Linked DNA regions of Mus musculus: all the other regions are linked to region 3. Evidence: chromatin loops called from intact Hi-C (ENCODE). Cell type or tissue: heart. All regions are shown on one strand. Links, peaks and the distances in the headings refer to the core of each region. The heading gives the core; the rest is flanking DNA. Region 1 holds the start of Actl6a (actin-like 6A). Region 2 overlaps Pik3ca (phosphatidylinositol-4,5-bisphosphate 3-kinase catalytic subunit alpha). Region 3 overlaps Zmat3 (zinc finger matrin type 3).

The links. A loop is a pair of places that touch in the nucleus more often than their neighbours do. Peaks named below come from ENCODE experiments on the same cell type or tissue, not always from the same donor. Only the 100,000 strongest peaks of a DNase experiment are listed, where the experiment ranks them.
Region 1: a loop joins it to region 3, with 3 times the contacts of the local background. A loop is called at or near these places in 7 of 42 quality-filtered maps.
Region 2: a loop joins it to region 3, with 2.0 times the contacts of the local background. A loop is called at or near these places in 7 of 42 quality-filtered maps.

What each region holds. Positions count from the first base shown.
Region 1 is chr3:32,707,618-32,718,861 of GRCm38, reverse strand. Actl6a (actin-like 6A) reads right to left here and starts at 10,316. Exons shown (of 14, transcript NM_019673.2): 1 at 9,982-10,316; 2 at 6,918-6,994; 3 at 6,587-6,761; 4 at 4,245-4,345; 5 at 3,349-3,446; 6 at 737-831; 7 at 388-494; 8 at 206-295. The coding sequence starts at 10,006. In heart, for the core only: no CTCF peak of the experiment used is centred there; no DNase peak of the experiment used is centred there; H3K4me3 peaks cover 618 bases; H3K27ac peaks cover 478 bases.
Region 2 is chr3:32,448,922-32,456,921 of GRCm38, reverse strand. Pik3ca (phosphatidylinositol-4,5-bisphosphate 3-kinase catalytic subunit alpha) reads right to left here. Exons shown (of 21, transcript NM_008839.3): 11 at 7,318-7,399; 12 at 6,849-7,013; 13 at 6,557-6,660; 14 at 4,995-5,166; 15 at 2,955-3,061; 16 at 2,422-2,543; 17 at 751-829. Among named protein-coding and RNA genes, the nearest start is that of Kcnmb3, 39 kb to the left of the region's middle. In heart, for the core only: no CTCF peak of the experiment used is centred there; no DNase peak of the experiment used is centred there; H3K27ac peaks cover 295 bases.
Region 3 is chr3:32,329,344-32,340,587 of GRCm38, reverse strand. Zmat3 (zinc finger matrin type 3) reads left to right here. Exons shown (of 6, transcript NM_009517.2): 6 at 1-5,796. Among named protein-coding and RNA genes, the nearest start is that of Gm42201, 8.7 kb to the right of the region's middle. In heart, for the core only: no CTCF peak of the experiment used is centred there; a DNase peak (open chromatin) is centred at 5,477; H3K27ac peaks cover 410 bases.

The DNA of each region.
Region 1 (11,244 bases), core at 1,540-9,539, 380 kb before region 3:
GCTGTTTCAATAATATGGAAAGTGCTCCCCACACCAAGCTATTGCTTTTGTCAGATATTTTAAAAAAAACATAACATGGCCGTCTCTGTCCAATCCCAAGGCAGCCCACTTGTCCCTCCAGGGTAATAAACCTCCTCTGTGTTGTTTAAAAAATAATAAAATTCCTTGGACTTAATACTTTATAAAGACAGTAAGGGTAACTTACGTTGCACATGTAATTGTGCCAAGACCTTGTAACCTGGGGCAGTTTCTCTTTTCTTTTCCAGTTGGCTGGAGAACCTTCTCGAACAGCCTCCTGAGAACACCAAGAGCACATGCTAAGAGACTTCACGAGCCAGGAGAGGAGGCAAAGGCAGGTCTCACCAAGGAACGTCACGTGCTGCTTACTTTTGATGCAATCATGTAAGGAGGAATGAGTTCTATGTTCATTTCCTGGAAGAGTTCTCTGCACTGCATGGTAATGAAGTCTCCAGCCAGAGGGGATTTCACAATGCCTGAGAACCAAATCAAACAAGGCTGAAGGAGCCCAAAGTCTCAATTCCTTGGAACTGTGAATATATTTACACAGGAATAAGTTTCTTTTAGTAGATTAAGTAAGCTATCATTTTAAAGAGCAAAGCCATGCATTTGAAACGTATTACTTGGAAATGGATGTGCTCCAATAGAATTCCTGGTCTGTCTTCACTATCTATGTCAAGACCGGGAAAGTCACCTTGTGCCCTCATTAAGCAGTTACCTTGTTGAAGAACATAGCCATCGTGGACTGGAATCGCAGTGGTGTGGGTAGCTCCACTGTCCAAAATCAGCCCAGTAGAACGACCATTAGCAAATCTGGTTTAAAGCATTAAGGAAAATGAAGTATCGAAGCTCCTAGGATAGTACTGATTAAGAAAGGCTGGCTCTTGTCATGCTTAAGTCAGTTTATTAAACAGACGTTATCATTTACATGTGTAAAAGCATGTCTAGAGATAAAAACTGGTGTAAATAATTGAAAAGTCTTGAAAAGAACTTGCACAGGCAGGACTCCCAGAATGGTTTCTTCTTTAATTAAGCTGCTTAAAACGAACATATTGTAAACCTCCACAACTGATCAAAAGGCTTACAATAAATTGAAACATTTTTAACAACATTTACAAAAACCAGACAAGAACAGCAAGAGGCTATGACACCTGGGTGGAGAATTCTGGAGGAGCCCTGCAGGTATGGCAGCTGGGTGGCAGCCCCTGCCCTACCCCAGTGCACCCCAACAAGCAACTCGAGGTGGACTCAGCAGCTGGTGAAAGAGCAGCTCCCACTCCCCTCAGCGGCATGATACAGGCCTGTATGAACTGGGCCTCAGCGGCATGATACAGGCCTGTATGAACTGGGCCTCAGCGGCATGATACAGGCCTGTATGAACTGGGCCTCAGCAGCAGCTACAGCCCTGTATGAACTGGGCCTCAGCGGCAGCTACAGGCCTGTATGAACTGGGCCTCAGCGGCAGCTACAGCCCTATATGAACTGGGCCTCAGCGGCAGCTACAGCCCTGTATGAACTGGGCCTCAGCGGCAGCTACAGGCCTGTATGAACTAGGCCTCAGCGGCATGATACAGGCCTGTATGAACTGGGCCTCAGCAGCAGCTACAGCCCTGTATGAACTGGGCCTCAGCAGCAGCTACAGGCCTGTATGAACTGAGCCTCAGCGGCATGATACAGGCCTGTATGAACTGAGCCTCAGCGGCAGCTACAGGCCTGTATGAACTGGGCCTCAGCGGCAGCTACAGGCCTGTATGAACTGGGCCTCAGCGGCATGCTACAGCCCTGTATGAACTGGGCCTCAGCGGCAGCTACAGGCCTGTATGAACTGGGCCTCAGCGGCATGACACAGCCCTGTATGAACTGAGCTTTTCACTGGCGGCTCGACTACTTGCTGAGCATTTACGATGTCCCGAGCCTGGTACCCACTAACATTTCAGAAGAGGTAAAGTATAGAGAAATGGGTGGGGAGAAGGCACAACAAAGTTGCCACTAACGCAGAAGATACACGCCGAGCCATCTCTGTATCTTGTTTACAAAAACAGAGTTCAGTTTATCTGCAAAAAGAAAAGCTTGGGATATCCTGCAAAGACATAGAAAAAAAACACCCAACCTATTCCTGACCCCCAGGTGCCCCCAACAGCAATCTGGGGAAGGATGTGGATGGAGCAGGAGCAAGCAGGAAATACAAGATACACGAGAACATGGTGAGCTCACAACTACACAACAGAGCCCCACAGTAGGGCAGAGAAGGACTATGGAGAACCATGCTGATTCAACACAGAATGACTTTAAAAAGATTTCACAAGTGCCAGTGACCTACAGAAACGCAAGAATCTGCTAGCTGCACATCGGACAAAGGTTTACTATCTAGAATACTTACTTAACTCAGAAAATTAGACCAGAAAGAAAAGCAACCTAATCAATAATATAGCCCAGTGAAATGAATACATTGCTCTTAAAAGATGGCCAATGGTCAATAAATGTGAAAAAAGGCTTCACACCTTTAAAGCTATCATGAAAATACAAATTAAAACCACAATGAAATTTCATCTCACCCTAATCAGATTGTCTGTTCGCAAAAGGACGGATTAACAGAAGCCACTGAGAAAGGAGACCTCACTGCTAGTGGTAATGGAAATCAGTCCAGCTACTATGAAATCTGTAAAGAGGATCCTCAAAAAATTAAAGTCACGACTCAGGATCCAGTCAGGCCTGCTAAATCTATGCCAAACAAAGGAAGTCAGCACAGCTAGCAGATGCCTGCACACCTTGCTCGTCACGGCACCGCTCGAACAGCCAAGTCCCAAAGTCAGCCCAGACAGGGTCATCGACTTCTGGAGAGAATGCGGTGCACGCTGTTGTTCCGCTTAGCCAGAAGGAGTGAAATAATGCCGCCTACTCAGACACTGCAGATCAGATCAGTGACACGGAAGCAAACACTGCATGCACGGTGTCTCTGCAAATCTAAGAACCCCTCAGATACTAAGAACACAGGCACTGGCACATGTGCGCTGCCCTCAACCCCAGCCCCACCACAAAGCTGCAAGGCAGAGTGGGAGGCAGCAAAGAGGGGCAGATGAATCTAAGCAGAGGAAGTGGGTGAATATGGTCGCCGATTTGAAGGAGATATTGGATATACTTCTTGAAGGAGAAGGGATACACCTGAAGGAGACTGTCTTTATGAAACCCAAACCCAACACTGCATACAATGATTCAAACGGGGTGGGGAGTAGGGAAATGCCTAAAAAACTCAGGTAAAAAGCTAGAAAACACTTCTTCCTCTAATGTCTTACACACACTGAGAAAAGCTGTCTTATAGTTTAAGGATACGCCGTCAAAACTGCAGTTTTGCAAAGGAAGAATGCAGGGATGCTGTAGTGCTCAAACATCAACTCTGTCAGTTTCTCTCTCTTCGCCCTGGTGTTCCACTAGAGAAGGGAGGAAGGACCCGGGTTATCCACTGAACAGTAATTAAAGCAGTGACTCATTTCATACATTACAGAGCCATATTGGCAAAGAGAAAGAGAAAGAAAGAAAGTCAGTCAGTTAAGTTCCTCTTTTTAAAAAATCATAAATTAAACTCTATAATTCAACAGGTAAAACTGTTAGCTGCTATGAGTCCTAGAAATAAAGACTTTCCAAATCACAAGAAAATGAAGATTCTACAAACAAAAATATTCTTAAATATTAAATCTAATAACCAAAATCCTAAATGTGAATTTTCAAACACCCAGGCATCCCACTTGTAAAAAGCTAGAAAGCACTTCTTCCTCTAATGTCTTACACACACCAAGGAAAGCTCGGTGTGTGGTACACACAAAGCCAATTATTTGTTTGCTGAAATAATGTTATAACCATAATCAAAATTAATCTTTCCTCAAATTTACAAACTCAAAATGTAAATTTTGATGACTCTTTAAAAGAAAACAGAGAGCCAGCAAGGTGTCTCAGCAGGTAAAGCCTGTTTTGTCCCCAATCCTGACAACCTTAGTTAGAGCCTGGGATCCACACGGTGGAGAGAAGTGATACCCTCCAGCTGTTGTCTGACCTCTACATGTGTGCCTGGCACATGAGCGAGCACCTATGTGTGTGTATATACACACATGATAAATTAATAAATAAGTGTATTTTTTTCTAAAAAAGAAAAAGAAAATCTTCGAATGAGCAGAAAGTGAAGGAAGAAAAAGAACATACACTAGTGAAACTAGAAGAGAAAGTGGTCTCACCGGTGCTTCCGACATGAGAACAGGATGCAGGCTGGCTTCGGATTTGACATGCATCTTGTATGTATGATCCAAAATGGCCTGGAAACTATCCCAGTCTTCAACTAGAACATAAGAGTCAGAGCGTGAAACGAGGCTTAGCTGATGAATGAATGAGCAAGCACCATCTAAGACAAAAAGACTGCTCCTATGACTTCCAGTTAGTATCTCAATATACTGAATCTACTGTGTAACACAGCACTTTACAAAACAGGCCAGTACTGTACTCTGCATATAGAACCTAGTTTTGGTTCTTATAGGCAGGCCTCTCAGATCTACCTCAAATATAAATGGAGTACTTAACAGGTACCCCAAATATAAATGGGGTACTTAACAGACACCTAGTTCTTGCTAGAGGCCATTTGGGTGATCAGAACAGGAAAGAGGACAGCGGAAAGCAGCTCACAGGCTAGACACAATTATATCTAGAGCTAGGAAGAAAACAAAAAGCAAAAACATACTATGTGTTAGAAAAATAAGGATTTAAAGGAATTTAAAAAAAAAAAATCTATAGAGTAGCTAGACATGACATTGCACATCTCTAATCCCAGCACACAGTACTTGGGAGGCAGAAACGGGCAGTTCTCCATGAACTCAGGGCCAGCCAGGACTACAGAGCTGGGCCTTGTCTCAAAAAAACATAACAAAAGCTGGCATCCCCTCAACCCGCTCATGAGTCACTAGTTAACTGGTGACACTTCCACTGGACAATTAGTATTACCAATTAAATGTGACCTTTGACCGTACTTGGTACTACTGATTTCAATGGTTTACAAATGTTTTCCCCACAGACCCATATGATTTTTTTTTAAGTCTGTGGACTTCACCAGTAGCTGGGACCAATGCCTCCCTTGGGGGAAATCTCAACCCACCTCTGAGAACACTGGCCTCGACTTGACTCTGAGTCTTAAACTTCTCTTGAATTTTCCCCGCCCCTAATTTAAGGCTGTCATTCTCCTTCCTGAGCACTCATCTCAACTGGTTAAATATACTGGGCAAGTTTCCCACAGAAAGCCTCTTACAAGTTCCACGACCTCTCTGGGTCACACAGTGCAGTTCCACACCTTCAATGTTTCCCCATGACTTAGTTGACCTGCAAACTAGATCATAACCAATGTCCCACACACTCACTTGCTATGTGGAGGGCACAGCAAACCTGACCCTGCACTGGCGAGGCACTCAACTAGTCTACAGTCCCCTGCACTGGTGTGGCTTATGGTGATCACTGCTTCTGTCCTGTGTTTCTACACCTTTGATGTATGACAGGCAGAGGTGGTCCTATGTGACCGGCCCTCAATCAAAGCCTTACAGAGTCGCTGCTGAACTCCTTGGTAGACAATCCATGCACGGTTACATTGTGCAGCTGAGGCAGAAGCACACTGTATACCATCCACAGAGAAGACCTGGGTCTCCCCTCGATTTCATCCCCTTTCCCTTTTCCTTGGATGCTGTCCTCATGTGTCGTCAGTGTGGTCACATGAGTCCTCCTATGAATAGTTTACCTCAGAATTTTATCCAGAGACAATGACATTTCTGCCTGCCTCCCTTTTAATTCTGATTTTAGTGAATATTACCATTGATTCATTACCTAAACCAAAACTCTAGGCAACCTTACTTCTCCTGTCCTTTCTACCTCCTCAATCTCCTAGTGCAGCCTGCCGCCTGGATCCTCAAAAGCCACTTCAGAACTTCTGCTCTCATTCTCATCAGAAACCTTCTCCTCTTTTATTACTGTCCTGTCTACAGTGCATCCCTCCAGCAGATTCTACGTACTGTCAGCAAGTCTTTCAGAGTGGCAAAGATGACAGAGCACACTGAGCCTTACATAATTCCCACAGGCCAGCTTTCAGTGACTATTTCAGCATGCTCCAGAGGAAGACCGCATTCTCTGCCTACCTTTCCTGCAAGTGACCTAACACAAACAATGCCGCAGCCACATCTGTAAAGCATTTCAAAGATAGTTCCCTCACAACTCCCATCTCATTACACAAGCTGGTGTTTTTCTGATTTTCTCAGCCTTGCTGGCCAGTTGAATTCCTATCCATGGCTAAGACTCCGCAGCTACCTCCTTTATGAAATCTCTGATCCCATTGTTTCCTGACCACACCCACATCGCTCTTAACCATGTGCCCAGCATACAGTTTTCTGTGCATACACCAAACTCTCCTGATTAAGTTTAAGGGAAAGAAACACTTCTTATACATTTTTGTATTCTCATTATCCAAAATATTACTTTATAGAGTTAAAACAAACAAACAAACACTTGTTCATCTTGCAAGACATTGCGGTTTACAGCTAATTCATACCCATGCCATTCTTGAGTGGTGAGATGGCCTCCATGTTCTCCCTGGGCACGCGGAGGGCATTGGTGTCTATGTAGTAGGTGGGCCCGCCCTGCTTGCCTTTGTCACCATCAATCTCCATCATTGTACTTCCGTCATCTCTCTCCAGCACCACACCGATAGCCGTGGGGAAATCAACCTGGGACGTTAAAATATGGCGGGAAGGATCAGCTGCTCTCGGGAGGGGCTGTTTCCAGTGTCTACCTTCAGTTTTGCTTTGAGGTTCTGCTTGAATTTAATTTTGCACAGATGACTCTTGCCTACCCAAGTAATTCATTCATATCATTGTTCTTACCTTAGGGCAGTCCTCGCCAGCATAGCCAGCCCTCACTGTGTACGATCCAATGTCAAAAACAAGAGCGCCAACTTCATCTGAAGAGATTAAAAGAGAATTACTGAAGAGATTAAAAATAGAATTGCATATGCCTTTAATCCCAATAAGGGAGGCAGAGGCAGACAGATCTCTGAGTTCTAGGCCAAACTGGTCTACATAGCTAATTCTGGGACAGCCAGAACTACACAGAGAAACTCTTGTCTCAACAAAGAAAAGGACATATTTTATGTATATAAAATGAAAATTTAAAACTTTGTAAAAATCCATTACATTCACACATGATTAGCTAGAATCTAGTGTTTACCATTGTTGTTTCAAGACAGGGTGTCTCTGTGATCTTACGTGTCACAGAACTCACAAAGATCCTGTCTCTGACTCTCAAGTGGATTAAAACTATGCACCACCATGTCTGGCATGAACCTAGTATTAAATGCACCTTCAAGATGTATTTAATTAAAATATGGCAAGTCATACTGTTTTATCAATGGAGGTTTAATCAGGAAAGCCATGGTACACTGACAGCAGGTAGTAGTTTCCTTACTAAAGGAACTAATTATAAACTTCTATAGTCCAGGTACAGAAGGATGAACAAAGGACTGCCCTCATAATCCTTAAACTGAGGAAACAAGAAGAAACTGTTCCCAGAACCTAGAAGGTTTCTGCTGAGAGCTGTGGTAACAGCTGAATGATGCAGAGCTAAGCTGCCTATTCAGGGAGGGAGGGCCAAGCTCAGATTGCAATCCCAGGAAGACTCTATAATGCAGCATCCAAATTGGGGCATTTTAACTTGGGTGGGGAACACCAGCTTTTAACGATTATACTAAAACAAAAAGCACAGGCAAAAAGTATAGTTACCCTACCATCACCAAATCAAAGTTCAAAGCTGAAACCAGAGGCTGAGAAAGCCCAGAGGCCATCTCTACAGGCACAAGATGTGTATAAATGACAGCAAGGGAATCTGGTGGCACAAAACAAATCAAACAAACAAACAAAGGAAAGAAAAATAAAAACCACCGAATACATCCTAGTACAATTTCATCAATTATGGGGAATTATGTTTTGTTTCATGAAATGAAGAAACACAGCAAAATATGAAAACTGCACAGCATGGAAATTAGAGTGTAATTTATACAGGCCAAGTAAAAAGCATTTAATGAACGTATCATTTAAGTTACACATTCCAGACTTTAGGAGACAGTTTAGTGGTAAGAAAAAAGCTGGCAATCTTTTTCAGTCTAATTTAGAGAAAAGCCTCCATGTATATTTTCCAAATACTTCACCCCAAACAGCAGGCCTCCTAGGATAATGCACTTGGGTTTCTCAGTACTGGTTTTTCAATGGGGTCCCCCTCAAAATTTAAAACACTAATCCTACTTACCTACATTACTCAAATGCTAAGGCCTTAAAAGTTCTTCTGTTTCTCTAGTTAAAGCCAATCTATGCCCAATCTACCCAGTTTGGTGCTAGTTACAAAGAGGCACCCAAAGAGAATCACAGAGCTATTTAGTTTAGACATACCCAGTTTGGAGAAATTCCTAGTTTAAAAGGAGATGCATATGCAACTGTTTGAATGAAAATGTCTCCTATAGACGCTGATATTTAAACATCTGGGCCCCAGTTGGTGGTGCTGTTTATGGAGGTTTAGAAGATGTGGGCCTTGATGTAGGAAGCTGTCACTGGGGGACAGGCTTTGAGTTTAAAGCCCCCACTATTTCCAGCTGCTTCATGCTTGAGGTTGGACACGTGAGCCCAGATTCCTGCCCCACCATCATGCCTGCTGTTAGCTGCCATACCTCTCTCAAACTGGACTCTTACCTCTCTGGAATCATAAGCTAAAGTAAACTCTTTCTTCTAGAAGCTGATTTTGTTTTTTTGTTTCTTGGTTTTTTTTTTTTTTTTAATCACAGCAACTGAAAAATGACTAATACACTATGTGAGATGGGTAATTTACTAACTTCTCTGCTACAGTTTAATCCGAAAAATGTATTTAATACTTACCTCATAGGATAGGATGACTAAATGCCTTGAATGTTTTAATGTATAAAGCACTTACAGTGCTGACAAACAATAAGCCGATAAATATTAGCTAACGGTAATTATTACTGTCACACTTCTTGCCAGGGAAAAGACTACCGTTCCTAGAGAAACTACTATAGTTTATTCTCAGAAAACCCTACACAGCAGTTAAAATGAGTGGGCACAGATCTACTGACTCAATGCAGATATAGATTTGTTAGTGTGAGGATACTATTTAACTCTTGATGGGTGCGTGTTACCTGTACACGGCAGAGAAAGGAATACCCCTGCCTCATCCCAGAAGCAATTTGCTCCCAATTTACAACGAGTCTTTAAACTTTGAGCTGGTTGTTTAACTCTTGCCAATATTTTTTTCTTCGTTAACGTGAGGGATGGCAGCACCATCTCCTGTCAACATCCCCCCTAGAGGAGAGTCTCTAACTAGGTAACTACTCTTAAACAAAACAGTACTTAGAAGCCTTGTTTTCGTTATCGCCGATCTAGAAAAGGCTCCCGCCCAGCCGGACAGGAGAACTGCAGCCTGTACCTCAGGGATCCGCTCATCTGGGGACCGAGCACGCCTGGAACGATGTCCAGGCTGTAGTGGCTGCTGAAGGACCCAGAGCAGCAGCCGCAACACCGGGCGCCACTCGCACCCAGTGCCAACCCCGGGGGCCCGGAACCTCCGCGAGCTGCCCGGGACCAACGCGCGGCGGAACCGGTACAGTGAGGGACCCGGCGTGCCAGGGACTGCCATCAGAGCCCAGCCGGTAAGACGCGCCAAGGCCCTTCCTTGAGGCCATCTCGGAGCAGCGACGGGACAAGCCGGAAACCTATTGCGCGCCGGCCCGGGTCCGAAGAGAAGGAGAGGCCGTGGCCCATACGGGGACCGGAAGCACCGTCCAAAGACCGGAAGGGCCCGCCGAGGACCGGAGGGAAACGGAAGCGACTAGGGACCAGGCCGGTCGTTCCGGTCCGCACGCCCCGAGGCGCCGCTGCGCTCACTCACCTCCGCCGTACACGCCGCCGCTCATGGCTACTGTCTGGCGGGGACTGGCCGAAGACTACCGGACGAAAGATAACAGCGGCGTGACTCCTCTCCCTGAGAACGCCGGCCCCGCAAGCCTGCAACTTCCAACGCCGCCCCCTCCGGCAACAAAGCAGCGGCCGCACGCCCGCTGCACAGCCACTCTTGCTGGTTTCTCGTATCAACCAATGACAAAGGGTCCGGCTTAGTCATTAGCCAATCAGAGTGTGGCGCTGCTGCATCCCCGCGCGGTTTAGCCGTCTTAGCCAATGGAAGGCATCCGTAGGGGCAGGGAGAGGGAGAAGCGACAGAAGAAGGGAAGGTGTTGGGGTACGGGCAGGAGGGGGCGGAGCTTCGCGGGCGGGTGAGGTGGGTGGAGCTTCGCGAGCGGCCGGTAGGGTGGACCGAGCTTCCAGGAGCAAGGCGGGGGGAGTGGGTGGAGCTGTGCTTCGCGCGCGAATAGAGTAGGAGGAGTCTTAGGTGGGCGGGCGAGTGGGAGGGGCTTGGTGCAGGAGTGGGCCGGGTTTCGAGAGTGAGTTAATTAGGTACTGGGAATTAAGAGGCTTGCCTCAGGCCATCAACCGCTCTGGTTCTAAAGGATGGCTGCTCCCCAGGAGCCAAAGGAACTTGAGTGCAAGGAATCTGGAACTTGAGTTAGTTACCTGGGAGAGATCCCTGGCCTTTGATTGTGATGAATTCGGAATTTTTTTTTTTTTAAGCAGAAATACTTCAACTAACATTTATACTTGAAAAAGAAATGTGCACTTCACTTTGAATTAATCAGCAAATCAGATATAATAATAGGATCCATCATTTTAAACAATGGCTATTTATATTAAAAGACAGTACATTTTTCCAGCTAGATTTAGATAGCATTTAAAAATCATGACTTCAGTTTCTTTCATTTCTGTGAAAATCATTCACCAAGCAAGTGGAGCACTATTCAAGGAAGCACCCATTTGTAAATACCTCCCCAATCCGTGTCTACTGTTCTTAGTCTACATCTCTATCAGTGTCGCCCAGAACACTGTCTTTTCTTACCCCAAATTACTGCAACAATTTGTCCCTCTGCTTCTCTAGGCCTTAGATAGCCTGATCTATATAACCAAAGGCCCAAACCAGTCCTGCCATTCCAAAGCTCAAGTGTAATGTAGCTCTGTACCTGGTAGCAGTGCTTAAATTGAAGTGTCTAGGGTCTAGCTACATAGTGGCTACTTGTAACCTTAGGTGGGTTGAATAAACTCT
Region 2 (8,000 bases), core at 1-8,000, 120 kb before region 3:
AAGATGGTCCCTAGAGGCTCATGTATTTGCATACTTAATCCCTATTGATGAACTATTTGGGAAGGAATAGGAAGTGTGGCCTTGTTGGAGGAGGTGTGTTACCAGGTGTGGGCTTTGAGGTTTCAAAAGCACTAGAAGCAAGGACTATGAGAGCATAGAACATTCTGCAAAGTTAGGGGGAGAGAATACAGATGGTCACAAAAAAGGTGGTGGGGGGGAGAAACTGATAAAAACTTCAGTTGCTTTGCTAAAAATTGATAAAAGATAGCTTTAGGATTACTGAATTTCTATGATGAAACTTACTTCTGAAAAATATTTTTAAATTTGTGTGTATGAATGTATGTAAGTGTGTATGCATAAATACGTGTGGGTATCTGTGGGGATCCAAAGAGGGTGCTGGATTCCCTGGGGTTAGAATCAATCAATGTGGTTCCAACTCCCAAACAAGCTCTGCTCTTCTGCAAGAACAGCAAGTGCTTCCTAACTCCTGGGTCTGTTCTAATCCTAATGGTGATACTCCAGGGATGGGCGACCTTAAGACACTCACAAGACAGTTCTTTTCACTTAGACGAGTCTCTTCAGCTATTGGGTCATGCAAGAGAAAAAGCACAAGGCAGCCAAGAGTGCCTCCTCCTAGTCACTACTGTCTGTTTTTGTTTGTTTTATAAACATTTTTAATATAGGCCTTCAGAGGCTTTTCCATTAAGATTTTAGTTAATTCTCTTAAGATAATTTTCAACCCATGCCTACCGAAGGTCAAGGCCTTGGTTTTGCCAGATGTTCTCCATGATTCGGATGATCTGAAGGGTTAACATATCTTGCCGTAAGTCTGAAATTCAAGTATATACACCACCACTTAGCACCATTGTTTTCAGATGAAAATAAAGAACTGTATTCAATGTTCAAGATAACTCATAAGACAGCAGCGCTTTAATTTTTTAATCCAGTTCTAAAATATTTGCACAATCATCTTGGTAACAAGATATTTCAAAAAGTTCCAAGTCTATTTAAAATATTTACCTTTATGAAGAATGAAGTCTAAATTTGGTTATAAGGCAATCCTGGGGCCAACAGCACTCACTGTTTTCTCATTTGTTCTTCTCACAAGCCACTGGTGAGCCCCTCTTCCTGTAGCCCGTTCTCCACATAAATGCCCTAGTTTCTCAGAAGATTGCACTCTGTCTCATGGTTCTTTCACTTTTGGAATTAGCTGCTGAAAAGTCTTTGTCCAAACTTTAAGCTATAGAGGGCAGGCTCTGCCATAGTCCTAGGATCCAGCACACAGATATTTTGGATGCTATACAAACCACCCTTGCATACAGGAAGTAAGCCAAGGCAGGCAAGGATTCCAAGGCTCCCGATTCGGAAGGAGATCACATTTTAGCTCACTTGGGGAAGGCTGATACCAGGCTGACAGTCAACTGGAGGTTGAGATCAGGTTTTGACTGTCACCTATTTAAAGACTTCTCTGAGATGATACTCTTTGAAACAGAATCTCACGTAGCCTAGGCTGTCCTTCAATATGCTATGTAGCTTCCTGCCTTCATTTCCCAAGTGCTGTGACTACAGTTGCATGTCTCTGTGTCCAGCTCAAACAACTCTGATGGAGAGATTGCTTCAGTGTAGTGTCAAGACCACCTTTACTCATGTAGTTCTGACCATTCCCCTCCTGTAATGTCAGCTTTCCTCAGCCCCAGTGTAGCTAAGGAGAATGGACCAGCTTTGGTCTTTCTTTGGAGTCTCATATTCTGGGTGAATTCTTAAGCACACACACACACACAGACACACACACACACAGACACAGACACACACACACACACACAGAGACACACACACACACAGACACACACATACACACATACACACACACATACACACAGACACACACAGACACACACAGACACACACACACACACACACACACACACACACACACACACACACACACACACTTTTTTTTTCTCCTGCTAGTCTGGCTTCTGTCAATTTAATTCACAGTCTGACCCAGGAATGAATAAGGGCAGAGACTTGCTATTTTTGCTTTCCTAACTTATGAACACTCCCAGGGGGATGGAAAGGAGTACTCGACTCAGAATTCTAGGAGTCAGCCTTCAGTTATCTCACCCGGTTGCTAAGACTCAGAACAAGTGACTTCCTTATAGCAGGAGGGTCTGCCTTCAGGGCAGATAGGGGAGCTGAGGAGTGTCTGCATATGCCTACTCTCTGCAGACCTTTAGTATCTCCAGATATTAAAGCATAATACCCCAGTTCCCCAGACGTCTCCACAGACACACTGTAAAGCATTCTAGATGTCGTGCGTGCTGCACTCCCTAACGGTTAAACGGTTGCCATGGTTCACAAACATCTTGTGTACAAAGACAGCAGCGTGCACCCAGCATGAGCTCACTGTGCTCTCCTCACCGTCGCCATTTTTAAAGATGATCTCATTGTTCTGAAACAGTAGCTCTGACATGATGTCTGGGTTCTCCCAATTCAACCACAGTGGCCTTTTTGCAGAGGACATAATTCGACACTCTTCAAGCCTGTAAAAGAGTTTAAGACTTTACCAGGCACTTTAACTTTTTACACTCTTGGTCTTTGGGCTTACTTAAAATTCATACACAATATAACCTTTTCAAGTTTTATAAGACTTAAAAAATTTTAAAAACCAATAAACATTAATCTTAAAAATGTTTATATAAATTTCCAGCCAATCTAAGAATACATAATTCGTTTTATATAGACCATTTCCAACTTCTTGTCCCTGATATCAGAATTTATAACCATAGAAAGATTTAAACTATTATCAAAGTAGCAGAAACTAAATAAATGTAGCTGTAGTTTAAGGCTATTTTACTATTGCTGTCTTATAAGAATTGGAGGGTTGGATTTTTGTTAAGACTTATATGGAAAAATACTTACTGAAACATATCAACAAGGGGCCTTAACCTTACCTGAGGTTTCCTAGTTGGTGAGCAGGATTCAGAGGGGACAGAAAACCCTGCAAAGCATCCATGAAGTCTGGCTGTCTCATCTGTTCAACCAAAAACTTCATCTGTACCTGATAACAAAGCACAGCCCGAATGAGAAGTGCAGTTCATAAGGGGAAAGTAGCTGCTGCTTCCTTTGACACTGGGACTGCAGCAGTGCTCTGTGCTTCTCTGCCCTAGGCCAGGCCAACTCTGCTGCCTGGGAAGTCCATGACTGCAGCAGTATTATTGGGGAGAGTCAGGGTGGGATCACGGTTCCAGAAGGCAAGCTCTGTTGGATGACGTGACTCTAAGCCAAGTTTCTCAAGTACTTCTTGCTGACCAGCCATGGTTTTCATAAATGAATGTGCATTAAAACCTTGCCCTGCCACTTGTATACTGGTTGCTTTCACAGCTAAGTTTTATGTGGTCTGAAAGAGTCAAGCCCTGGCCCCTGGCACTGCACTGAGAAGGTCTGCTGGTCCTTATCTGAGCACAAGGAAAAGACCGGTCTACTTTAGATTTCAGCTTAGTATTCTCTCTTCTAGGCTCTGTTAGAGAACTTCAAACATTCACAGTTAGGTAAAAAAGAGTGAGGATGGAAAAATCTAGAAAAGCATTTGCTGTAGAGAACCTCACACTCCATGCACTTTATACTGTATAGATCTATCCATCTATTCAGAACTATCAAGCAGTATCGGACATACTTAAAGGAAATGTTCATTTATTGAAAATAAAAAATGTGATGGAACAAAAGAGGTTCCGGTAGTAACGCGCAGTTCTCCCCCTAAAATCTGGAGTGAGGTTCCCCACTTCTCTCTATTAAGTGAACAGCTAGAAATTCTCACTAGCAGACTTTTGAGTAAAGGTAAAAAGACTGAGATCTCTGTTTGCCTCCAATGTTAGCACAGGGCCATCCATACTCTAGTATAGACACAAAGCTATCTACAGGAACCAAGTGTGACTTCAGGTCCTCACCATAATCTCATTCAGGCTGCCAGTGAGTTGAGTCATGAACCCCTCTTTTTTAATGAAGCCACTGTAGAAGAGTCATTATCTAATACGCAAACTTGAGCACAGAATACATGCTTAAGAAATTATCTTTTCAAAGCTCCTGAGATAGAAGTATTTTTTTTCTTTAAGTTTCAAAGCAGTGCCCTGTTGCCCAGGTTCATCACATCAGGAAAAGCACAATTCCTTCTGATCTGTCTTTTTACACTCGTTTCTTTACTCACGCACATGTACCACAGAAGACACTACACCACAGCCTGGTTGGTGTGCTGCTGGGGCTGACCTTGTGCTTGCCATTCATGTACCAGCAACAGCTATGCTCTGGCCACTTTTACATATTTTCTAATAATCTCTATTTGAGTTTATATGCTGCACTTTCAAAGAGTCAACTCAGTCACATATTTTAAGGCCTCTAAATTAATACAGTAACTTTCTTTTAGCTTGAATGCACCAACTTTAAAATAGTTGTTTTTCTTTTCAGTATTATTAACATAGATGTTGGGAAAAAACTGATTCTGTAATACTAATTTATGTTCTTTGGGTATTGGGAATGAGTTGGTGAATGGATTCTGCTATTTCACCGAGGGGAGGCTACGCTTGCTTTTCAGTTGGCAGTAGTGAGAGAAGAGGGTGGGAGGTCCCGAGGACCTGAGTGTGACAGGTGCACCGAGGCCAGTTAAATTCACTGCTCCTTATTTTTGGAATCATGACCAACATTATTAATTACATCACTTACAGCCATGTAAAAGAGCACACAGTGGGCATGCTCAAAGGAGGTGACAAGTGCTTTGCCTGTCACGTGATTAGCTTCTTTCTCACAAGCACTATGTTTAAAGTATTGTTTTTATTTTACAGTTGAAGAAAATGAGTCCTAGGAGCCCACATAATATATCTACAACACAACTGGCAGGCAGTAGAACTCAAATCCAAACTGTAAGAACTACACTCTACGTGTGCACTGTGCTCCAACTTCAAGGGAAGTCTCCAGAAGCAATGGGAGAGCCGCTCACACACCTTTTGTGTCTCATCCTTCTTCTCCTGCTTAAGGATGTCCGTTAGGTTGATGAGCTTCTCCATGGCCTCTACTTGTCTGTTCAGGTGCTTCAGATACATCCCACAGGCACGGCAGTAGGACTCCAATAGCAGGCCAAACCTCTGACTGACAGTCTTATTGTGCATCTCAGATCTAAAAGAATAGGCAAAATTTATCTGTGTATACGCAGTCTTTCTATTTTTGTTTTATGCATATGGGTATTTGCCTGCATTTCTGCCTGTGCACCATGTACATTCAGTACCTGTGGAGGCCAGAAAAGAATGCTAGACTGTTGTGAGCTGTCATGTGAGTACTGGGAATTCAGCTCAGGTCCTCTGGGAGAGCTCTAATCCCTGAGCTGTCTTCTCCAGCCCTACAAGTAGTTTTGTTTGTTTGTTTTTTAAGTGTCTAGATAAGACAAAACTGTAATCTTGATCAAGAGCATATACAGAATAGCAAATACATGGAGCCAGGCAGTGAGCTTGGTTTTTATTCTAATTCAGGTATTGATCTTAATCTAGTCTTAAATTAGCATATATGCTTTCTCAAAAGATAGAAAAACCCTTTTCCTAGTCCAATACATGTTTTAATCAATAACACAAACGTTTAAAACCGACCAATTTAGAAGAAAATAACCAAGTGTTTCAGGTAGGGAGGTGTAAATTTAATAACAAACTAGGTATTCTACTGATTTAGGCTTTATTTTAGCTACTTTTAATTCATTAATCTCAATGTAAAATACAAAAGGAGCAAGTAGAAAAGGAGAATAATAAAGTAAACTGAAGCAGGTAAAAAGCTAATTGAGTTTTCCAAGTCTCCTGCAAGCATGTTTACATTTTCCCAACTGCCTCTACATTTATTTTAAACATAGCTTCTCTAAATACCTACTTTAACAGGAAAAAAGTACAAAAAACAAAGCTACACTAGACACAAACCTGTTTCTAAATTTCTTGTACTCTAGGTAGTTTGTGACAACTTTGAGTACTATAGCACACTTCCAAAAGTTGTTCATCCCCCCAACACACACACACACACACACACACACAGACACAGACACACACACACACACAGAGACACACAGACACACACACACACAGACACACACACACACACACACACACACACACACACACACACGCAGCAGCAGCAGCAGCAGCAGCAGCATCTCTCTATGAAGCACAGGCTGGGCTGGTAGTTGGGATTCTCCTACCTTAGCTTATTTTCTCACAAGAAACCTGGTAATTTGGCATCATCACTCTGAATTCCTAGATAGACTTTTATTTTGGGACAATGTCATCTACGTACACAGTGAAACCTACCACAGCATTAATTTGCATCTGGCAAATTTTACTTGGCTCAAAATAGAAGCAAATCCTTCAAAAATATTTGTACTAACCACGCAGAATTTAGTTCTGACTTATGTTGGTCATTTAATTCCAAAAAAAGAACTGTGCAACAGGCCTGCAGCATAGAGCAGCTTTCCAGACAGACGCAGCAGCAGCAGCAAGACGCATGCACTTACTAGGGAAATAATCTGACTTACTTTAAATGCCAAAAGAAAAAATGGCCAATCCTTTGATTTGTCAATGCTTTCTTGAGTAAAAATCTCACAAGCAGGTTATCCAAATACTGTTCATATTTTAAGACCTGAGGAATCAGAAGAAAAGCGACAAAAATTCAGATGAATCAGGTCCATTTCTCTATGGCTGAACTTAAAGAAAAAAAATTCTATACATAAAGTAATAAATGGATTTTTAAAAAGCATAAAACTAATGCTGCTACTTTGATAAGCTGTACAGAGGTGGAACAAAGCATTTCAGTTTCTGGTATCTTACCTGTACAAGTTGAATGAGGTACTGAGAAAGTTTGTCATCTGTTAAATATTTTTCTAAGCACCGAACAGCAAAACTCCGAACCATAGGATCTGGATAGTTACAGTCCAGGAGTTCCATGGCTTGCTCTGGTTTGATTGGAGGCCAATCTTTTACTAAGCAGTACATCTGCGAACAGAGAATAAGAGTAAATCGTGGGGTGAAGGGGAAAAAAAAAAAAAAGAATAAATGGTATGTGAAAGTCTAAAACACTGTTTTTAACATCTTATTTAAACTTAGCTTAAATGAATTATCTTAATTTGCTTTATATTTTTAAATTCTATTAGTTTTACATATGAAAATGATTATGACTGGCATTTTCTTAATTATCATAATAATTTAGTCTTATTCTTCCTCTAAATTGATGCGGATTTTCTGAGAGTTGATTTAATCAACCCATGGGTACTGCACAAGAGTCTCTAAATAATCTCACCTGGGCCACTTCGTCTCTGGAATTCCACTTGACAGACAGAAGCAATTTGGGTAGGATTTCAGGAATAGTTACGCAGTAGTGTCTGTTGGGGAGATAATAAAGACCATGGCGACATGTGAAGGACTAACATCTTATTCCCATCATGCATCAGAATCAACTTCTAAGTTTCTTATTACTACTAGCCTACATGAACACCCAAACTTGTGTTGAAGGCTCTGGTTGTACATTTATTTCGTATCTACTCAGATACAGATAAAATGGTAAAGATGAAGGATTCAAATGGAGGATAAAGGTGAGCTGAGAGGTAAGAACAATTACATCTCTGCGACTCTGCTCTTCAGGCACTCCAACAGTTCACCTCTGTGAACTTCATGAGCTTACTGGACGAGATCCGTGCTTCACAGATTCTCTATAGATTATGGACTATAACTCCTTCGGTTAGATGCACCAGTGTAGGGAGCCGGTGAGCTAGCCAATGGGTAAAGGTGCTTTCCACCGAGCCTGATGATGTGTGTAGACAGTGAAAGGGGAGCTGACTCCTCAAGACTGTCCTCCAGTCTCTCCATGCATACTGTGTCATAAGAGAGCCCCACCCCACAATCACAAGTGCAGTGTAATAAAGAAAAAAAAAATGCACCAGCGTCTCAAGGAGCAGCAGGATTGTTTCTTTCATAAGGAAAAAT
Region 3 (11,244 bases), core at 1,646-9,645:
TGACAGGTAATGGGCATGCCTGGAAAATACCCCTGCCTTTTTCTTTCTTTCTTTCTTTCTTTCTCTCTCTCTCTCTCTTTCTTTCTTTCTTTCTTTCTTTCTTTCTTTCTTTCTTTCTTTCTTTCTCTCTCTCTCTCTCTCTCTCTCTCTCTCTCTCTCTCTCTGCCCCTCCCTCCCTCCCTCCCTCCCTTCCTTCTTTTAAAAGCTGATCAAGTCTCAGTGTCATTTCTAATAGCAAAACGCCACCATTGCATCTTCTCCTTGGCCTCCTTGAAGAGACTTTGAAAACACAGATGACTTTGGTGTCTAATGATTATAATGGGATTCTTATTTTTTAAATAAAAAGCCATAGTGTATGTCTAGACAGACTGATGGAGTGTTATATGTGAACTTGTGTTCACTGTGTGTCCTTTGTCCTTTTTCCTTCACATGTGTAAGACCAGCATGCCCGTGCTCCTTAGGGAAGCAAGCGTGCGTCTGCAGAAGGCTTAGGGCAAGCAGGATTTTGCACTATAACAAATACATATTTCATTACTCAGTCACCTGAGAATTCTCCGGGCAGATGGAGAGGGAGGAAATGCTCAGCTGCCTCTTCTCTCTCCATTGCTGCTTTAGAGTAGTCGAGACCCATAATTAAAGGTTAATTTTGTGATTGCTGGCTTCTGGAACGGTAGAGCTATGTGGCTAAGTATTTCCCCTTCAGAAACAGAAGACAGAGCAGTGTTAGCCTCAGACTTGATCTCCATTCGCAACTCCTCACACCAGGAACCCCTCCTGCGGCCATCTACAGAGCTGGTCAGTTTAAGGCGACTTAGGGTGTATCTTGTTAGCCATTTGGTTGCTCATTTTGCTGCAAAATATAATTCTTCGTTAGACTTAAATATACTGCTGGCCACTTGGTTCTGTGATTGTTTAACTGTCTCATCTGTTCTCTGCAGGGTATGCGTCTGTGTGTCTCTCTGTATGTGTCTGAAGATACATACCCTCCCCCCCCAAACCCCCCCCCTTTTACATGATAGCCCAGAGAGAATTTCACCTCATTTTTATCTCAGATACCATTGAAAGATTCTGGGTATGGAGTTACATTTTATAAAAGTGATATTCATGTGCTTTGAGTTTTTTCCCTCTGGGAATCAAGTCAAAGGATGTTTCTCCCCGGCCCCCAAATACCCCCCTCCTGTATATACAGAAAACAGTGGACTTAAGGGCTTGGTGTGTTCTCAAGCCTTGTGAATTCAGGTTTCTAGTCTCCCAGTGCCCTTAATGGATGTTAGGGACGTGTAGGCGTGGTTTCTTTTAGAGTGAAACGTTAGATTTATAGTGTCACTTCTGTATTTCTTTGCACTAGAGAGAGTGATGCGTTGGTTTTATGACACTCCAGTGCCAGGCTACCTGTGAGAACTCGGTTTGTTTCTGAACTCTGCAAGTCTTTAAGTAGCTGCTATGGTCATTGATAGAGGTGCTGTGGGTTTCCGAAGCACTTGGAAGTTCCCTGGCTGAGGCTCTGTTGTCTTTACTTGTATTCGGTGGGTAGGGCAGAGGCCATCAGAACTGCACGGTGCAGTTTCTCACTAAGCGAATGCTGTCTGGACAGTGTCCCTTCCTTGTCCGATCAAGCTATGGCGGCATCAGAGTCAGTCAGGCGAGCTACCTGTTGGCTTCATTTTGCTGTAGGATTGGACCCCCGTCCCCCAGGAAGCCTGTATATTATGGTGTGTTACAGTCATGGATGGACAGAGTGTAGACAAATGGAGACCTTAGTCCAAAATTAAGGAGATTTCAGTGTCATCAATTATTTGTAGCATTGAAGTCTGTTCTTGTGGCTCTCTGCTGCTGCTTCTTTTTTTGTTTGTTTTTTGGGTTTTTTTTTGTTTGTTTGTTTTGTTTTTTTGTTTGTTTGAGACAGGGTTTCTCTGTATAGCTTTGGCTGTCCTGGAACTCACTTTGTAGACCAGGCTGGCCTCCAACTCAGAAATCCGCCTGCCTCTGCTTCCCAAGTGCTGGGATTAAAGGCGTGTGCCACCACCGCCCGGTGGCTCTCTGCTTCATGATGAAGCCAGTCAGAACACCCAGAGCCCAGGCTTCAGGAAGAGTCTGGTTTCAGTCAGATGGTCTGCATCCCACATGCCTTCAGAGGGCATTAGCTTTTGAAGTTCAGCTAAATCCCTGTGTGCTTTGACCTTTTAGACTTTACATTGAGACGAGACTTTGCTGGTCTGAGTTGATCTGTGTCCTGCCGCTTGTAAATGCATGCCTATTGTCTTACGCCTGTCTGCTTGCCTCTTACCAACTGAATTCTGCATTTTCCACAGTTTTTCCACACTATTTGCCTTGATAAAAAGCTCCCCCTCATATTCCTTTTTAGTTTGCCATGGGCTTAAAGAATTAGTGAGGAGGTTTGAAGCCCTGGAAATGGATGAAGGACCGTGGTGGCTGAGAGCCTGTGATCTGCTGAGGTGACTCTCCCACCTTACCCCACAGAGCTGCCTACAGAGCTTTGTGTAGCCCTCGGTCTACAACCTTGCAATCCCAATAGGAGAAAACCATTAAACGTACATACATGTACCTGATTACGTCTTCCTGTGTAGACAGGATCTAAGAGTTAACAGCGGGACTTGGAACTGTCCCAGCCTGTGTTTCCAGGGAGTGTGAGCAATGGCAGCCCAAGGGCAGACAAGTGACTTCCTCGTAGTGCTTTCTTTGCAGAGAGGCTCAAGAATAGCAGGTTTGGAATGTTGTGTAAATGGCAGAACTTGGGCCGAAGGAATTTACCAGAGAAATTGGTGGACTGTGTACCCAAGTGGTGGAGTGTCTTTAGAAATGGGGAAACATTTTTGTTGGATGCAGAAGTTTAATGTAGATATTTGAACAGGTGTTTGAAAAAAAATTCTACCTTGCTCCCTACCCCTTAAACCTTTGTTAGGAGTTTTATATTTGATTAGGGAAAAAAATGCTTTGTTGCTTTTGGGTTCTGTTTGGGCGAGTCTCCTGTGAGCTGCCGTGTCAGTGTAGCTGAGTGAACACTAGCTGTGTAAATAGCTTCTCATGAGACATTTATATGGATAGCTGTGTGGTGTTTCCTTCCATTATCAATAGGGACTCTTTGTGAACGCCCTTTCTCTGTAGCTACCAAAAAAAAAAAGTCCTGGCTTATGGTCCCATGTGACCTTGTGTCCGTTAAACCCAGAATATGAGTGCCTTTAGCAAGTGTTAGCATTTCACAGAGGGTAGAGAAGACAGGATTTACTGCCATTAACCACTGTTCATTAAATAGCTTGAAATATCAACGGTCCTTGTGAATTCTGCTCTGTGTCTGCCTCCCTCTCTCCATTTCCTAGTGCAATCTCAATTTGCTTTTGGGTGAAGTGTGCACTCTGGGTGGGAGCCTGGCTGCTGAGGCTGGCAGTAGTCATCTCTGTGCCTGTGTTTGATGCCACTGAGGACTCAGAGCTTGAGATGCTGATGTGGAAGCAAACGTCCTACAGTGACCGCGCTCCGGCTTGGTTCTTCTGTAGAGTGGAGAGAATTATGTATACAAACAGACTGTAGCTCTGGGTGGTGTTGTACTTCGTCTCTGCGTGGATAGAGGGACCTTTTTAAGCAAGTTGGAGGCCTTTGAAAATGACAGTTTCCTTCCTTCGATTAGCTGAAAATATTAAATTTCCTGCGGTCTCTACAACCTTCTGAACATACGATTAAACCAATTTTCATGTAGAAATAGTAACATTTGCCTCAGAATTTCATTATGAAGAATTTTGGACATTTGTCAAAGTGGAAAACATTTTGGAGCACACCTAACTCTATCTCCTACTGTTGACATTTCCCTACTCGGGTTTCCTCACGACTCCCATGAGCCCATCGCTGTGTTCTTCTGTCTGCCCATCAGGACAGATGGCTCTATACATTTCAGACAGCGTCCCTACCATGGGTGTCATACACTAGGATTTAATATTCACATGTTAATGTCTTAGGAAGACAGCATGTGTAGGTCATAACCTGAGGCAGTAAGCAGTCTCTGTACTCTCCTGTGGATAGCAGTCTTCCTTGTTTCTGTTCTTGAGTGTGCTTAGGGTTTCCAACAAGTCCGTACCAGGTTACGTGGCCCACAAACGTTACGTTCCCGACAGGACTTGCTGTGAACTCCCAGGCGCTGTAACCACTCGCCTCCTATGCCTGTACATAGCAGGATTAAACTCTGAGACAACAGTACTGTCTACTGAGGGCTGGGCAAGCCTTAGGCAGTCTACAGCCTCCCTCCAGTCATGTCGGAGAGAACTGCGGTCTGCCTCCATCCTCTGCCCGCCTCCTGTGGCCAGCGCTGCAGAGCTGAAGGGGTTTGCTCAGGTTGGATAGGTTGGATGGGGAGAACCAAATCACAATCCAACCTGAGTGCATTTAAGTTGTAATCTTAGGCTTCCAGTGTAACCGAACACTTCCTTTTGTGCCCTTAGAAGGACTGTGTTTATTTTTTACCAACTAGAATTTTAGTTTTAGACATTTCACAGTTCTCTTAACACAGAGATATTCCTGTGGGTATTTGTTGTTTTTGTGATGTTCCATGTAGCTCAGGTGAGTCACTTCTACTATGTAGCCAAGGCTGACCTTGAACTCCCCCGATCCTCCTGCCTCCACCTCCTGGTGCTGGGATTACAGGCATGTACCACCATGCCAAGCTATATAAATTGTAGTTCTAATTGAGTCCAAAGCAATTGCTAAAATCTCACTGCACTGTTGAGCACCAACTCATGCAGGGTCTGTCTGATTGTTTTTGTCTTTAAATGGCTTTTATGACCACTCTGGCTACGTAAGTGGTCACGTGACCCCCCCTCCCCCCACCCCTTCGTGAAAATGGTGTTCTCCATCACTGACCCCTCTCATGCACTCTCTACCTGATGCTTTTTTTGTTGGTTTTAAGAAATGACTCCATAAGTCAGGGTGAGCGATACTGTCTTAGGCAGGGCAAAGCCCTCTCGGGAGCAAACCCTCCTGGACGTGGCTGGTCGTTGTTCTGCCTTCTTTCAGTATCTGATCACCCACCAAAGGTTCTGTAAGCCAGTGTGTCACTTTGTAAGTCTCACGTTGACTCTGCTCACCTGTGGCCCCCCACCCCCCACCCCCAGTCAACTGTAGTGACCTGGCATGGGTTTTGTGTGTTGCCTTCGAAATGCCTTATTGGGTATGCCAGGCTACTCTGTCAAGCATCCCAGCTGTCTGCTGAGACATACATGTCCTCTCTGGGGTATGTGCTCTTGATCCAGAAGCAAAGCTGATCTTGCTTTCAGTGTCAAGGGTGCGTTTTAATTCAGTTATTGTCTTAAGTTAGAAGTGAAGCAGGAAGCCGAGAGAATGTGAACCTTTCACGTGATCAGTGTGGCAAACCGAAAATGTGCTTTTGCTGTTTCACTAGAAAGAACGCAGCTAAGAAATGCCAGTCCAAACCGGAAAGTGGGGCTGTGTCATATCACGCTCCCCACTTGTCACTTGGCCGTTGAGTGTCTGAGCAGGCCACCGGGCAGTGGGCCAGTCTATGTTCTGGGGCTACAGAGCTGACTGACGTCACAGGATTCAAACCAATCAACTGTGAATTGTGAAATTGAAATTGCTCTTTTGGTTTTTATTTCCTTCAGCCTAATAAATACAGAAGTCTGAATGTTATTTAAGCTTAGACCACTTACGTTGGCTCATCTTGGCTGTGTATTCTCATGTATGTACTGATTTCTGATAAAGGCTTGATGACATTGTAACGGGCTTTTTGTGTTCAGTTCAATAAAACAGTTTCTGAGTCTTGTCTCAAAAGCGTTCGGTTCTGAGTCGGGAGGAAGTTAGCATCAGTGATTAGCACCCAGCTGTCATCCCCATACTTCAGGTGGGATGTGCGCTCCCAGTTCACAGCGGTATGTGGTCTACTGTGTGCTTTCCAAGGCTTAGAATACTGAATTTGAGGACTTGCTGTGGAGTTGGCCTAGCTACCCATCCACCTCCGACTCTTCCTTCCCAGCTAACCTGGGACCGGGGTGTATTCTGTTTTGTGATACCTTCTGATATTTATGTTCTCTTCAAATTCTGAGAGAATGAACCCAGAAGAATGACAACTCCTGCTCCTGGAAAGAAACACATCAGAGAGCAGACGCTCACTCATCTCTTGGGCATTCCACCTATGAAATGGGGTTATGGACATAGTCACTGGAATGCAGTCCTCACAGAGTCTTTGGAGTGCTGTGGAGTGCATGCATCATGCTTTGAATTTAAATGTCTGTTTGAAAAGTAGGTTGTAAGTTTTAAGATGGGATGAGGAGGGCCATCAGAGGTGCCTAAGTCCCAGGAGCCTTGCAGGTTTCCTTGCTCTAGGTTTTCCCAGATGGGGACCTTGGCCCTCAGTCCAAGGTCATGCCCCAGCCTATGCCTCACAGCTGCCTGTAAGACCACACCGGACATTCCCAGGCCACTGGTGACCTGATAGGAGAGTGTGAAGGCCGCACCCAGTGTTTGTGAAGAGCTTTAAGACTTGTCTTTTGAGCTCAGGGCACAAAAATTTATCCTATTTGTGGGATACTCAAACTATTGAGAACTTAGAAATGAAGACAGTTTATTGCAGTGCAATGAGAGTGTTAATAGGACCGAGACAAAAAATCTTAATATAAATGTGTCTAACACACGTGTAACCCCCTAACATACATGAGATGTGTACTTGGCCCTGGAATGTACCTGGCCCTGGAATCTACCTCTGCGACCAGAGGTAGACCTGCCTTTGGAAGAGAGAGAAGCTGGTAAGTTAGGCTTGCCATTTGGGTTTTTAGGTATGTAATTAGAACTTCAAATGTATTTTGGACGGCAGCCTTCCCTCCAGACAAGAACAAGATGGCTTTCATATTAGCTTCATTATCTAATCCTTGTTTGCCAGAGGCTCCTTTGCTCTGATTTTCATAACAGTTCACTGGGTTATAGACTTGGCCCATAGGTATTTAGCGCCACCGTGTGGACTCTTCAAAGCTTGCATCTAGCCATTGTGAGGAGCTTAAAGTCAGGATTTAGGTTTAAGAAAATGTGGAGGATATGCGTTTTACTGGTAAGTGCAGCAAAACATAGGTTCATTTGAAAATTCAGACATAGTGTCTTCAATAACTATTGGTGAATGTTTCCCTTGATAAAGCTGCTAGAGTAATTATTGTGGCGAATGCCTATTTTATTTTAAACAAATACAGTTCTTTCAGAATGCCTGTTTTATTTAAAAACCAAACCAGACAACCCCCTCACTCCACATTTTGCTGCATGTGGACAAGAAGAACAGACCTGAGAATGAAGTGATCGTAAGTGCAAGTCTCTACACCGGGAGCAAGGAATTAGATCCTCAAAAAAAAAAAAAAAAAAAAAAAAGACTGGGGAAGTGAGAAAAACAATGAAATAAAGGCACAGCGTGTGAGAGTGAGTCACTGGGACAGCATAAAAACCAAGTTTGAAGCTCTAAGCTTTTCCTGAATGTGATGTGTTTGGGGCAGGGGCAGAATAGTTTCTGTACAGTGAGTTGCAGCTCAGGAGACAGGACATTTGGAAAAGGCTGGTGCTAATGCCCAGTGCTCACTGTCTCGAGGCCGGCCTGGTCGAGAGTTCCTTCCATCCCTTCCTTTGTACTGTAGGTCATTTAGAGGAGTATCTTAAAAATGACTTTCTCTTTTATCTTTTTGACAAGCTAGATCCTGAACTCACTCTGTTTTCCCATCCCTTAAGCTGTTTTCCCATCCCTTGAGCTGTCAGTTACTCTAGTTCTTTAGTTTCTGGAGCTGGTCTGTTTGCCCTTTTTGGTGACACCAGTGTGTCATGACAAACAGCCAGCAGTGTGGCTTGACCTTTGAGTGTGTATTCTCTTACATGATAACCCATTTTTTTAGTTTGGGGAATTATTCTGACTTTTAAAGTTAAGGACTTAAGTGAGTAACTCGTGCATAAAAGAATGGGTTGCTGTAATCATTTTTAAGGTGGCATCAGATCCGCTTACTTTGTTGTGTAGCCATGACCACCATCCCGCCCCTCAGTGGTTCTCATCTGCCCAGTCTGAAACGTCATCAAGCACGACCTTCCGTTTTCCCCTCCCCAGGGCCTGGTGGCCACCATTCTGCCCTCTGAGCTTATGAAGCTGACTACCTGAGGAGTCTTACAGCAGGGGAAGTCTGTCGCTCCCTGCCTTATTCGTCTTACTTCTCTAAGCATAAGGTTCTCTCAGCACTGGACTACATGCCAAAATTGCCTTCATAGTACTCCGTTGCATGTAGAGGTACATAGAGCTTACCCATCATCCATCAGTGGGCATTTTGGTTCCTTCTGTTTACCCTTGGCTATTATAAATGACAGTTCTAAGCATATGAGTGTATGAAGGTATATATAAGTCTGTGGGACTGTGATAGGCAGCCTATTTTGGTTGAATAGGGCTTGCTCAGGTGACCCAATAGAGAAATCTACTAGGGATGGAAAGTGGAGCCACATTCCCAGAATCAGGTGCCTGTCCATAATTCTGTGACTACCAGTCAGGTAATGTCCCAAGCTTCTGACATTCTGGCTAGACTCCACCCCCACAGTTACCTGACTATAGCCAGGTATGCTCCCCTCCCCCCCCTACAGTTACCTGGCAACTACAAGATAGCCCAGCCCACTATAAGAGGGGCTGCTTGGCCCCTCCTCGCTCTCTTAAGCTCTCACCTTTCTTATTCTCTAGCCCTCCTTCTCTTTATCCTTTACCCCCTCTCTCCACGTGGCCATGGCCAGCCTCTCTCTTTCTACCTTCTCTCCTTTCTCCCTGTCTTTCTACAATAAAGCTCTAAAACCATCGACCATCTTTGATCATCAAGGCCTGCCATGCTTGAATGATGGGATGGGCTTTCTCCTAATGAGCCGAGTCTAACCTGCCAGAAGGCCATCCTGTGCTCCAGCCATGGACCTGACCAAGGACTCTCACCGATGGGAACCATCCAGCGCCACCTGCCCTCTCCTCCCTTCATCCCCAGGGCCCCTATTCTGTTCTCAGCTCCTCTGCCGTATCCAGTGTGGGATGCCAGAGACCAAGAACCTGGGAGTTGGGCTGCCCCTTGTCCACCACCTGACATGTGGGGTCAGTGGCTTAACACAGCATGGAAAGTGTGCGCAGTCCTCCTGTGTCCACCTGCCCAGAGCATCGGAACTCTAGCAGGACGTGGGTTCTCTCCCCCTCCCCCTCCCCCCCACACCCACGGCCCCACATAAATGAAGAATTAAAATGCATTCAATGCATGCAGATTGTATAGGATAATCAAGTAGACCTGTCTTCCCATAGCACAGAGAGCTCAGCCCTCTCTTAAGACTGCTTTATTTTGTTCTATTTTCAAAGAAAACAGATTTAGAAGAGTGTAAACATAAATTTTTGCAACCTACTCTTAATAAGAGTTCAACCTCTCCTCTAGCCTACCACCCAGCAGAGGTAGTGGAAGGGAAACGTTATTAGGAGATGGGAAATTGGATCTGGTCAGCAATAGTTCTTTTGAGGCGAGCTCAGTCTTTTTGGTCAGCAGTTCAGTCTTGTAGCAAACACCAAATACAACTCAGCAGCTGCAGACCAGTCCTCTCGGGCAGGCAGATACCACACATGAACCATCTGCTGCAGTCCAGTCCTTTCTGCAGGTGACACCAGGCACAAACCCAGCAACTGTAGTTCAATCCTGAAGAAACTGCAAGGCTTGCCACCTGGCCTGAGGCAAGACTGCTGCAAGTGACAAGCTGCTAGAGGAATCTTACAAACAGTCCTTGGGTGAGTTTCTCTCAATGGCACGAGTTGAGCCATGAGTTGAGCCACAAGTTGAGTTCAACAACATTTTGTAAGGTAATCCAATACATGTGTGTTGTTAGTGAAGAATAGAGAGGTGGAGGAAACCAAAGCAAAGCTTAGTGCTCATCTCCCACTGGCTGTGGGGTCATATTCATACTCCTTCATCACAGGTCCTTTCCCGTGTTTGCTGGATCAAAGCATCCTTTCACCTGTGTCTGCGTGAGGAAAACATTTTTTCACATGTCTGCTCCAGGAAAACATCCATTTACCCGTGACTACTTTAGAAAAACATTCTTTCACGTGTCTGCTTTAGCAAGACAGCCTTCTACCTGTGTGCCCCAGCAAAACATCAGTTGACATAACTAATTCCACAGAAACTAGAAGTTTCCATTTCAGAAGAGGCTCATCCTTTCCTTCACAGTTCGACTTATATTCTTGAGTTCGGTGTTTCTTTCAGTACCTATAGACTAATGATATGTAGTCTGTTGAGTGTTGTTATTTGCCTTATTTCCATGTGATTTATTGAACACACTATAATTTTTCCTCTGCCAGTAGGCACACAGGGGCCATTCAGTATTTCCTCATAGCAAATACTTCAACACATCTATGATAAATTATTTTTCTCTTTTTAAATGATCTTCTTTAAGACAGGAGGATCTTATGTAGCCCGGGCTGTCCTCAAACTTCCTATATAACAGTGGAAAACCCTGAACTCATGATCTTCCTGCCTTTACTTCTAAGTGTGGGGATCATAGGGGTGTGCTACCATGCCTGGTGTTGGGGGTCAGACGAGGGCTCAGCATGTTAGGCCAGTCCTCCATCAACTGAGACACAGATAAGAATCTCTTTTATTCTTTCTTTAAAGACTTGCTGTGTGTGTGTGTATGTGTGTGTGTGTGTGTGTGTGTGTGTGTGTGTGTGTGTTTGTTTGTTAGTAATGTTTGTGGGTACCCTAGGAGGCCAGAAGAGGGCATCAGGTTTCCTGGAGAAGTTAGGCTGTCTGGAAGAGCAGCAAGTGTTCTTAACTGTTGATCTATCTCTCTAGCTGCCTCTTTCCTACAGGCTTGTATGAGGAATCTAGAAACTTACTCCAGTGCTTTGGAACTTACATACTGGCCCCAGGTCTCACTGTAGACTTGTGGAATTAGAACCTGTCTTTATTGAAGACCCCAGGTGACTTGTGGTCATATTAAAGTTAGAGCAGTTGTTCCCACACTTAGTAGCAATTGGAATTACCTGGAGACTTGAAGCAAAGCAGAGAAGTTTTCCTCAGGAACTTCTTACTCCACCATGTCCCTGGGTGTCTAGGGACTGTTGTAAGCACCTTAGGTAATTCTAATACAGCCCAAGATTTAGGGTGACTGACATGGCTATAGTGTGTGTGTCATTGGATTTAATGGAATTCTCTTCACAAATCCTGGCTTTACTTATAAGGTTTGAATTTGCTTATAGGG